Linked DNA regions of Homo sapiens: region 1 is linked to region 2. Evidence: chromatin contacts called from ENCODE Hi-C or POLR2A ChIA-PET data. All regions are on one chromosome and are shown on one strand. The core of a region is the stretch at or near the end of the contact, and the rest is flanking DNA. Distances in the headings are between cores, read along the strand shown. Region 1 has its middle 14 kb from the start of S100A16. Region 2 overlaps INTS3 (integrator complex subunit 3).

The links. Hi-C counts contacts between places; a loop is a spot of excess contacts on that map. ChIA-PET counts read pairs that join two places held with the same protein, here RNA polymerase II (POLR2A). Pooled maps may share reads with other maps.
Region 1: a pooled map shows a loop between it and region 2 (3-fold over the local background). The contact joins two enhancer-like sites. A Hi-C loop is called at or near these places in 2 of 50 pooled maps. POLR2A ChIA-PET finds 5 or more read pairs at or near these places in 5 of 52 experiments (OCI-LY7, PC-9, WTC11 and 1 more).

The regions. Positions count from the first base shown.
Region 1 is chr1:153,596,557-153,602,372 of GRCh38, forward strand. No RefSeq gene overlaps it. Among named protein-coding and RNA genes, the nearest start is that of S100A16, 14 kb to the right of the region's middle. Within about 2 kb of position 2,440, at least 8 of the 41 ENCODE cell types and tissues checked have a DNase peak (open chromatin) inside an H3K27ac peak, as active enhancers do.
Region 2 is chr1:153,745,839-153,750,825 of GRCh38, forward strand. It overlaps INTS3 (integrator complex subunit 3), which reads left to right. Exons shown (of 30, transcript NM_023015.5): 4 at 1,119-1,232; 5 at 1,441-1,525; 6 at 2,851-2,917. Among named protein-coding and RNA genes, the nearest start is that of INTS3, 20 kb to the left of the region's middle. RefSeq lists an enhancer at 1-416. Within about 2 kb of position 3,738, at least 13 of the 41 ENCODE cell types and tissues checked have a DNase peak (open chromatin) inside an H3K27ac peak, as active enhancers do.

The DNA of each region.
Region 1 (5,816 bases), core at 1,190-3,689, 150 kb before region 2:
ACACAAACGCTAAGTCAAGTTTCTTTGTTAAAAATTCCTACAAATGTGATCCTTTAGAAGTTATCTCAATTTGTAATTATCCACTTGTTTATGTGACCATGTGGCTGTCTGCTGACTCTTCCTCCAACTTGTAAGCCCCATAAAATCAGAAAGCATGTCTGTTTCTACTCTTTTTGCTATAGCATCTACTGTGTCTGGCATGTACAAGGTACGTTATTCTTTTTGTTTCGTTTTTTTGTTTTTTTGAGATGGAGTCTCGCTCTGTCGCCCAGGCTGGAGTGCGGTGGGGCGATCTTGGCTCACTGCAGCCTCCGCCTCCTGGGTTCAAATGATTCTCCCACCTCAGCCTCCCAAGTAGCTGGGATTACAGGCGTGCACCACCACGCCCGGCTAATTTTTGGGGGTTTTTTTTGTTTTTTGGTTTTTTTTAGTAGAGACGGCATTTCTTCACATTGGCCAGGCTGGTCTCAAACTCCTGCCCTCATGGTTTGCCCACCTCTGCCTCCCAAAGTGCTGGGATTACAAGTGTGAGCCACCACGCCTGGCCTTAAGGTACTTTATTCTTACTGAATGAATAAATGAGTCTGCAGCAGAAACAACACAGCCACTATACAGGGCCTCTGAGGGACACTCTTAGTCCTCCATAATTATTGGGGCCAAAACCGGACAAGAACCTCTGCCCTTTGGGCAGTCCACACAGAGTTAGTAAAAGATGGGGTCTGAGTCACAAGTCTCCTGATCATCAACAGTGAGTCCTTGGCTGAGTCACATCACCTCTCTGAACCTTGACATCTTCATGTGTAAAATGTGGGTCATGATACTTATCTCACTGCAGTTGTTAAGAGGAACAAAAAAACCTTGAATGTGAAAGTGCTCATTAAAACTTTTGCCAGGCGGGCGTGGTGGCTCACATCTGTAATCCTAGCACTTTGGGAGGCCGAGGCGGGCAGCTCACAAAGTCAGGAGTTTGAGACCAGCCTGACCAATAATGGTAAAATCCCATCTCTACTAAAAATACAAAAAAATCAGCCGGGCATGGTGGCAGGTGCCTGTAATCCCAGCTACTCTGGAGGCTGAGGCAGGAGAATTGCTTGAACCCAGGAGGCGTAGATGGCAGTGAGCCAAGATTGCACCACTGCACTCCAGCCTGAGCCATAGAGAGAGACTCTGTCTCAAAAAAACTTTTGCCAGGTGCAGTGGCTCACACCTGTAATCCCAGCACTTTGGGAGGCTGAAGCAGGAGGATCGTTTGAACCAGGGAGTTTGAAGCTGCGGTGAGCTAGGATCATGCCACTGCACTGCAGCCTGGGTGACAGAGTGAGACCTTGTCTCTAAAAAAAAAGAAAAGAAAGAAATCCACTTTTGTGTGTGTGTGTGTTTGTGTGTGTGTGTGTGTGTGTGTGTGTGTGTAGTCTCACTGTGTTTTTCAGGCTGGTCTGGAACTCCTGGGCTCAAACAAACCTCCCTCCTCAGCCTCCCAAAGTGCTGGGATGGGAGCTCACAAGTGTGAGCCACCATGCCGAGCGAAAAACAACACTTTTAACACTGGACAAAGAAAGTATGTTTAGTTTTTCAAAAGGGACTTTACTAGGAATCTAAATGTAAAATAAAACCAAATTTACAGAAAATACAAAAGTTGACACAGATAGTTTCAGGTTTCTTACCCTATGTGACAAAATGAGCTAGGCTCTCACCCTAAAGAATGATAGATCTGAGGCCAGGTGCGGTAGCTCACACCTATAATCCCAGCACTTCGGGAGGCCAAGGTGGGAAGATCACTTGAGCCCAGGAGTTCAAGACCAGCCTGGCCAACATAAAGAGACATCATCTCTACAGAAAACTTTTGAAAATTAGCCAGGCATGGTGACCCTGCACCTGTAGTCCTAGCCATTCAGGAGGCTGAGGTAGGAGGATTGCTTGAACTGGGGAGGTCGAGGCTGCAGTGAGCCGTAATCACACCCCTACTCCAGCCTGGGCAACAGAGCAAGACTCTGTCTCAAAAATAAAAAACAATGACAGGTCTGCTATAGATGGGTTTGACAGGCACAACTTATTGGGCACCCACCACTTCAGTCCCAAGAGGGTCAGACACTGGGCCAGGCCAGCGCTGGACCCCAGACGGAGGAAAGGCCTTCTCTGCTCCACTGTGAGGCCCCACAGAGACCTGCTTCTGGTTCTTCTCTCTCCTGATATGCTCAGGGAGGCACCTGGTTCACAGCTCCTGGGTAAGGGAGGCATGCCCTTCTCTTGCCCCAGCAGTCCTGAGGGAGGCCACAGGCTGAGCCCACTGACCCTCCAGTGGCTGCTTTTTCTCCTTTGGGATCTCTGTGGCTCCAGGCTCTGAAGCCAAAGCTCTGCCTGCTGTTACAGTCCTCTGACCTCCTCTGAAGTTCGGCTTCCTCCCCAGAGCCCTTAAACCCCCTAGCAACAGGCTTCTAATTAGCATCACACACATACTCATTTCCTGCCAGCTGTCCTACAGTCTTGGTAGGGTGGAAGGGCTGGTTTCATCCAAGTACTGCGGGCAGTGAGGGGAGCAAAGCCCATCTTCTCTCAAGAAAGCAGAAGTGGTCCTGGGGACAGAGATGGGGCTGGCCCAAACAGCCTGCAGCTGTTCCCTCACCCCTCCTAAGAGAGTCTCTCTCTTGTCTCTGATGCAGAGATAATATTGCCCTCTCTCACCAGTTTCCAACTCCTTTTATTTATTTATTATTTATTTATTTATTTATTTTGAGACAGAGTCTCGCTCTGTCACCCAGGCTGGAGTGCAGTGGTGCAATCTTGGTTCACTGCAACCTCCAACTCCCAGGTTCAAGCGATTCTCCTGTCTTGGCCTCCTGAGTAGCTAGGACTACAGGTGTGCACCACCACGCCCAGCTAATTTTTTGTATTTTTATTAGAGACGGGGTTTCAACATCTTGGCCAGACTGATCTTGAACTCCTGACAATCTGCCTGCAATCTGCCTGCGTCGGCCTCCCAAAGTGCTGGAATTACAGGCGTGAGCAACCACATCTGGCCCCTTCTCCCTTTGGAAGGAAAGATGGGAATGCTGAGTGGGGTGAGAGGGAACAGGCACAGTATTGAGGACTGGAAAATGAGAGAGGAGGCAGGAAGGGCAGCTCTATCCTGAATTGCCTCCAGGATTTTCCAGGAGATCCCCCATCCCCTGGGCTTCGAGGAGCCACCTCCTTCACCACCACAAGGCCTTGGCACCATCATCTTTGCTCTGTCTTCTAGAAGGCTCTTTGCCTTTTTCCTCCTCACCCCCTCCAGGCCTGCCCCTCTCCTGCCTTCTGTTCCAGCCCAGCTCATGCCTCCTCTAGGAAGCCTTCCTAGGTAGCACCTACTCTGCATTGCTGGTGACCCTGCTGTTCCCTAAAGCAGTAGTCTGTCTTCACAAGGTTTGTTTCTGTGCTCCCTAAAGGAATTGTTCTTTTCTTGAGCCCTAAAGGAATTTCGTAAACTATGTACTGGCTTGCACATTTTTCAGGTTGACAGCTAAGATTTTTCATCATGCTTAAATCATTGCCAAGTGTGCAGTTTCTGAAGTGTTTTACATATTGCAACGTTTTAGAATATAACTGCTAAGATTCTGTTCTAAATATATGTTCAATTAAATCTAAATATCAGGCCGGACGCGGTGGCTCACACCTGTAATCCCAGCACTTTGCGAGGCCGAGGTGGGCAGATCACGAGGTCAGGAGATCGAGACCATCCTGGCTAATACGGTGAAACCCCATCTCTACTAAAAATACAAAAAATTAGCTGGGTGTGGTGGCGGATGCCTGTAATCCCAGCTACTTGGGAGGCTGGGGCAGAGAACTGCTTGAACCCAGGAGGCGGAGGATGCAGTGAGCCGAGACCGTGCCACTGCACTCCAGCCTGGCGACAGAGTGAGACTCTGCCTCAAAAAATAAATAAATAAATAAATAAATAAATCTAAATATTACAATGACTTGATACCCTCCACCATCCATTTATTTATTTAATTATTCATTTATTTTTTGAGACACAGTCTCACTCTTTTGCCCAGGCTGGAGTGCAGTGGCATGATCTCGGCTCACTACAACCTCTGCCTTCCAGGTTCAAGTGATTCTCATGTCTCAGCCTCCTGAGTAGCTGGAATTACAGGCATGTGCCACCACATCCAGCTAATATTTGTATTTTTTAGCAGAGACGGGGTTTCAACATGCTGGCCAGTCTGGTCTCGAACTCCTGACCTCAGGTGATCTGCCCACCTCAACTTCCCAAAGTGCTGGGATTACAAGCATGAGCCACTGCACCCGGCCTCCATCATCCATTTAAAATATGTATGTATGATAGAACAACCATACAGGAGATCAATAAGGAAACAGAGAACCTAAACAACATTATAGACCAATTGTCCCTAAGAGTATATATAGAATACTCCACCTGATGGCCGGGCGTGATGGTTCACGCCTGTAATGCCAACACTCTGGGAGGCCGAGGCGGGTGGATCATGAGCTCAGGAGATCAAGACCATCCTGGCTAACATGGTGAAACCCTATCTCTACTAAGAAAAATACAAAAAAATTAGCCGGGCATGGTGGCGGGTGCTACTCAGGAGGCTGAGGCAGGAAAATGGCGTGAACCCAGGAGGCGGAGGTTGCAGTGAGCCGAGATCGCACCACTGCACTCCAAGCCTGGGTAACAGAGCGAGTCTCCATCTCAAAAAAAAGAAAAAAAGAAAAAAAAAGAATACTCCACCTGATAGCATCCGAATACACATTCTTCCTAAACACACACTGAATATTTTCCAGGAGAGAGCACATGTTAGGTCACACAGAAAACCTTAACAAATTTGAGAAGATTGAAATCATGCCAAATATTTTTTATGATCACAATGAAATCACACTAGAAATCAATAGCAGTAGGAAAACTAGAAAACTCACAAATATGTGGAAATTGCACAACACACTTTTGAACAACCAGTGGGTCAAAGAAGAAACCACAAGGGAAATTATAAAGTATCTTGAGAAAGGCCTGGCATGGTGGCTCATGCCTGTAATCCCGGCGCTTTTGGAGGCCGAGGCAGATGGATCACGAGGTCAGGAGATCGAGACCATCCTGGCTAACACGGTGAAACCCCGTCTCTACTAAAAAAAAAAAATACAAAAAAATTAGCCGGGCTTGGTGGCAGGCGCCTGTAGTCCCAGCTACTCGGGAGGCTGAGGCAGGAGAATGGTGTGAACCCGGAAGGCAGAGCTCGCAGTGAGCTGAGATCGCGCCACTGCACTCCAGCCTAGGAGACAGAGCAAGACTCCATCTCAAAAAAAAAAAAAAATTGAGAAAATAAAAGCAAAAACACAACATACCAACACTTATGAGATGCAGCAAAAGTAGTATAAAGAGGGAAGTTTATAGTGGTAAATGCTAAATTTAAATAAAAGAAAGATGGCCGGGTACGGTGGCTCACACCTATAATCCCAGCACTCTGGGAGGCTGAGTGGGCGGATCACCTGAAGTCAGGAGACCAGACTGGCAACATGGTAAAAACCTTGTCTCTACTAAAAATACAAAAACTTAGCGGGGCCTTGTGGCATGTGCCTGTAATCCCAGCTACTCGGGAGGCTGAGGCACGAGAATTGCTTGAACCTGGGAGGCGGAGGTTGCAGTGAGCTGAGATCGTGCCACTGTTGTCCAACCTAGGCGACAGAGCAAGACTCCATCTCAAAAAACAAAACAAAAGAAAAAGAAAAAGAAGAAAGATCTCAAATTGACAACCTAACTTTACACTTTGAGGAACTAGAAAAAGAAGAATAAACTAATCTCAAAGTTAGCAGAAGAAAGGAAA
Region 2 (4,987 bases), core at 2,488-4,987:
CTCATGCCTGTAATTCCAGCTACTGAGGAGGCCGAGGTGGGAGAATCACTTGAGGCCAAGAGTTTCAGCCTAGGGAACATAGTGAGACCTTGTCTCTAGAAAAAACTGTTTTAAAAATTATCTGGGCGTGGTGGTGCATGCCTGTAGTACCAGCTACGCAGAAGTTCGAAGCTGCAATGAGCTATGATCATGCCACTGCACTCCAGCCCAGGCAACAAAGTAAGACCCCAAGTATAAAAAAACTAAAAATTCAAAAAAATATCAGTTTTGGTTCTGTCCTTAACTGTCTAGGGCCCTGCCCTGGATCTTCTTCCCTTACTACTCCCTTTGCTGTATCTGACTGGGTCAGTACTGGTCTAAAAACCTCTTTGGGATCCTTTTTGGCTTGTTCAACCAAACCCATTTTGCAGTGACCTTTTACTGACTGGCAGGTGAAAAGCAGATGGCCTCCACCTGGTTTTGCTCAGCCTGTGGCATCAAACAGTATGACACTTCCTAAGATGGGAAGTGGGGGGGACAGGGATAGTACTAGGAGCCTTGCCCAGCAGGCTTTTCTCTCCCCTGCCCCCGAGACAGAGTTTCGCTCCGTCGCCCAGGCTAGACCCAGGCTAGAGTGCAGTGGCGCGATCTCCGCTCACTGCAAACTCCGCCTCCCGGGCTCACACCATTCTCCTGCCTCAGCCTCCCGAGCAGCAGGGACTACAGGTGCCCGCCACCGTGCCCGGCTAATTTTTTTGTATTTTTAGTAGAGACGGGGTTTCACCGTGTTAGCCAGGATGGTCTCGATCTCCTGACCTCGTGATCCACCCGCCTTGGCCTCCCAAAGTGCTGGGATTACAGGCGTGAGCCACTGCACCTGGCTGCCCAGCAGGCTTTTCTGCCTCATTAAAGGATAACCAGTACCTTTTCCCCACTCTGTGTGACAGAACAAGGGATAGGTTGGGAATGCAGGACCCCTGTGGAAAGAAAGTGTCCAGAATGAAAAGTATTTCATTGCTACTCGGTGTCTTATTGGTGTTATTTAAGTTTAAGGGATTAGAGGGCAAGGGGTCCACTGTGGGTGGGGTGAGGACCTTATCCTCAGCTTGCTGGCTGATCACAAACTTTACTTCTCACAGTGTTACCGGGACTTAGCTCTGGTGAGTCGTGATGGCATGAATATTGTCCTGAATAAAATCAACCAGATACTTATGGAGAAGTACCTGAAGCTGCAGGATACCTGCCGTACTCAGGTAAGGCCAGAAAGAAAAGACAAGATCCAGCTCAAAGAGAGAGGATGGATCTTCTCTCTGTCAGGAACGGGAAAGAGGAATCAGGGCTAACACACCCCTATCATTGTGTGTCTAAATTGTAATGTGCTCCTTTCAGTTGTAATTGAATTAGCTCCCTTCTCAAACTCACAGTTCCTGCTCTTCATCTGTTTTTCCCTCTTTCCTTTAGTTGGTGTGGTTGGTACGGGAACTGGTGAAGAGTGGGGTTCTGGGAGCCGATGGTGTTTGTATGACGTTTATGAAGCAGATTGCAGGTGAGTTTGATGGCAGGAGCATAAAGAAGAAAGGAGGAGAGCCCAGAGACTACATAGAGACAATGGAGAATGATTAAGTGCCAAAGGGATGGAATTCTTGGATTGCTTAGACTGTTTCCTTCTGATACAGACATCTTCTGGCCACATATGTTGTAGAAATAAATTGATTGAAAAATCATGGGGGGCCTTTTAAAGCAGTAAGTCTTGCCTCATTTTCTTTCCTGCTAAACCCAGGGCTTGACAGAATATTTGGCCTATTTTAGCCAGTCTTCACTCTGAGATTTTATAGCATTTCAGAGCAGGAAGAAATGGGGAGAGAAGTGAGGGCAATTAATTTGTTCTCAAGTCCCTGTGCTTTCAGAAACCTAGACATCTTCCCTGGCTCCACCCCCATTATCTGAACGCTTGCTCCCTAATAATTAAGCCCTTTACTGGGGCCAGAATGAGGGACAAACTATGTCACAGAACAGACCCTGACATTTAGGTTTTATTCTCATCTTGGCATCGGTGACATCTGTCTGAGCTATCGCATATTCAAGCGGCTACTCCCAAGATTGCATGTGTTTGTTTAAAAGTGACCTGCTACTACCTCACCATTAGCCCACTGGGACTTGCTTCCTCTTTAAAATTTTATGTAACACTGATGCTCCTGTTTTGATGTGTATGAACCTTAATCTATGTGATATGTGACTTTGTGAACATTGAATTTTTTAATTGAGACCTGGGGCAAGGCATAGTTGTAGCTATTTTTATCCTCTTTCCTGGCACTTCTTCCCTGTTTGGCACTTCCAGCCCCTGCTTCTTATCCCAAGACTGGTATGGCATTGCTGTGTGTTAATTCTGCCCCACAGAGTTTCATAGCAAGCACTAAAGACTGTTACCTGGAAATAAGAAACTCTTGGCCTGTTGGGGGCCTCAGTGCAGGACTCAGGACATCCAGTTGCTAGACTGCAGCTGTTGTCAGCCACCTGTACTTCTCAGGCTCTATCTGAGATATCATCCTTTCTTTCCAACTGTGGGCTTCTTATATCTACTTCTCAGACGTTCATTTTCAAGGGCCAAAATGTTCCCACTCCAACTCACAATCTGTGGGAAAGTAGCAGCTCTGGTTTCTAGAAAAATTCAGAACCTTCCCTTTCCTTCTTTCTGGAGGCAAAGGGTGAAACTTTAAAGCCTGACAGAACAGAAGGCAGTTTATCTCAGCAGTGAAGGGATGGCAGTAATGGGATGGCAGTCAGGGTGGACCAGCAGAATGGGTGAAGAGATGTATTGGATTGGCTGACTTGCTAATCGGAGCTATTCTTTTTTTCCCCTTTTGAAATCAGGTGGAGATGTTACAGCCAAAAATATCTGGTTGGCAGAAAGTGTTCTGGATATCCTGACAGAGCAAAGGTAGCATCCACCACGAAGGGTGGGGTACAGGCCAGATAATGGCCATTAGGAGTGTGGGTGTGGGAAATGGGGATGAAAGGATTGTGTGGCCCAAGAACACCTTAAGTTAGAGAGGGGGAGGCAAGGAGAGGGAGAGACAAGTGTATTGTTGGCAAGTGAAGAAATTAATGCCCAAGGAATGAAGGAATGGGAAAGAGGTCTTTGCCAAAATATCGCATAGCCCAGAAAAACTGGCTTCATCTGATAAGGGTTTATTTTTGATCCAGACCTCCTTGGAATGTTTATCTTAGGGGGAAGTTGGGGAGGAATGAGCTCAGTAGAATTGGGCCAGCCAAACACCCACGCCTGGCAGGTATCCTTTTCTCCCCTGCAAGCTTCTCCATCCAACCCCTGCTCTTTTTGAAGTGGCACAGGGGGCAGTTGGGGTGGAGCAGGTAATAGAGATTAGTGAATCCTGCTGGAGTTTGCATATAGGGTTTGGAGGTTCCAGTGGTAGAGGGTGCATCAGGGGGTACATATTGGGCTTTCTGGCTGATTCTTTCCCTTATCCATCAAAATAAAGGGCCAGAAATTTTATGAGGGCTATTCCACATCTGAACTTGTTTGGAGGTGAGGCTTTCCCCTTGGTTTCAGTCTTCCTCTTGCTTGACTTCTAAGTCTCTTTTCTGATTGAGGACACCATAGTAGTCAAATGATTGAGAGGGCTAATAGTGTCCATACTATCTGTAGTTCAGAAGAATGGACCTCCTCCCAACGTTCACACTTGTGAAAGAGATGGCTGTGTGCTGTGCTCTGCCCAGGTCTGAGAGCCCTGCCCTGTCTGCTGTGCAGTGCCACCTAGTGCTCTGGGCACGGATGTGCAGCCACATCTGGGCCTGGAGCCACTTCTGTTATTGGTGTCATTGCACTAGCACGTGAGATCCTAACAGTCTCTTCTTACCAGATAGGTCTTTGTTCCTTTTTACTGTCCTGGGTCAGGGGGCCTTTCAACTCTTTCTTTCTCTTTATTATGCCATTCCAGGATTCAGGTAATTTCGTTACCTTTGCTAGCAATCTTTCTAAAAAGTGATTTTTCTTATTTTATTCGTGGTACCAAATACGTCCTGTCCCCATACCTTAAAGCTGAATTTCCTGTACAGGCATCAGATAACAGCCAGATAACTGCCCTGTTTTCTACCCTCCAAAAAACTTACATCTTTTGGTGAAAGTCAATACCTAGAAATTTAAAACTGTGTCCTCTCCTACACCCTCCTTCTCACTCCCTTCCAAATGTTTCTAGGGCTGTGGAGTTAAAAGGTAGCAGGTAGGGGAGGAAACGTTCCCCAGTAACCTTGGCTAGTGTATCCATTCTGTGAAAAGAAAAGGCCACAGAGTCTTTTAATTAGGTGGCTTGAGTAGTTTTCCGGAATCAGGATGTGGCCTGCTTGGACTAATTAAACACCATCTCATCTTCCTGCAGTTCCCTGCCTTCCAACAGGGGGGCCAAAGCCATTACAAATTGTTTGCTGGGAGGAGACAGCGTCTCAATTTTGTCACTTAGAGACAGGATTAGAGTTTTAGGAATATCCCCACTGTGTCTTTCTCTCTACTCCTTTTAAAGCAACTGGGAACAAATCTTTCATTACCCCCTTTTCCCTCAGGGATATTCTGAAACTCATGGGAAAAGGAGTTTGCCACCCAAAATCGGGTTCTTTTTTTCAGGTTGTGATTTAGGACAGGTGACTCATTGTGTGGGAGTGGGGACTCGTTGTGTATCAGTGACTAGATAGAGCCAGGGAAAGGTTTGTGGCATGGTGAGCTGCTAATGATAAGCAGACTGAGCTAGCACAGTATGTTCTCAAAACTCCAGGTCCTGAAAGGGTCTTGGCAGTCCCCACATGTTCTTGCACCACACTTAAGAACCACTGACTTAGGGACACTTACCCAGCTTTTCCCCATAGTCTGACCTGGGTAGATACTGTGGTTAATTCTGTCCCTAGTACCTCACATGTTGCTTGGCACATGATAGGCACTCAGTAAATGTTTGAATGAATGAGTCAACAAAGAGAGTTATTTTCTTGGAAGCTAAGT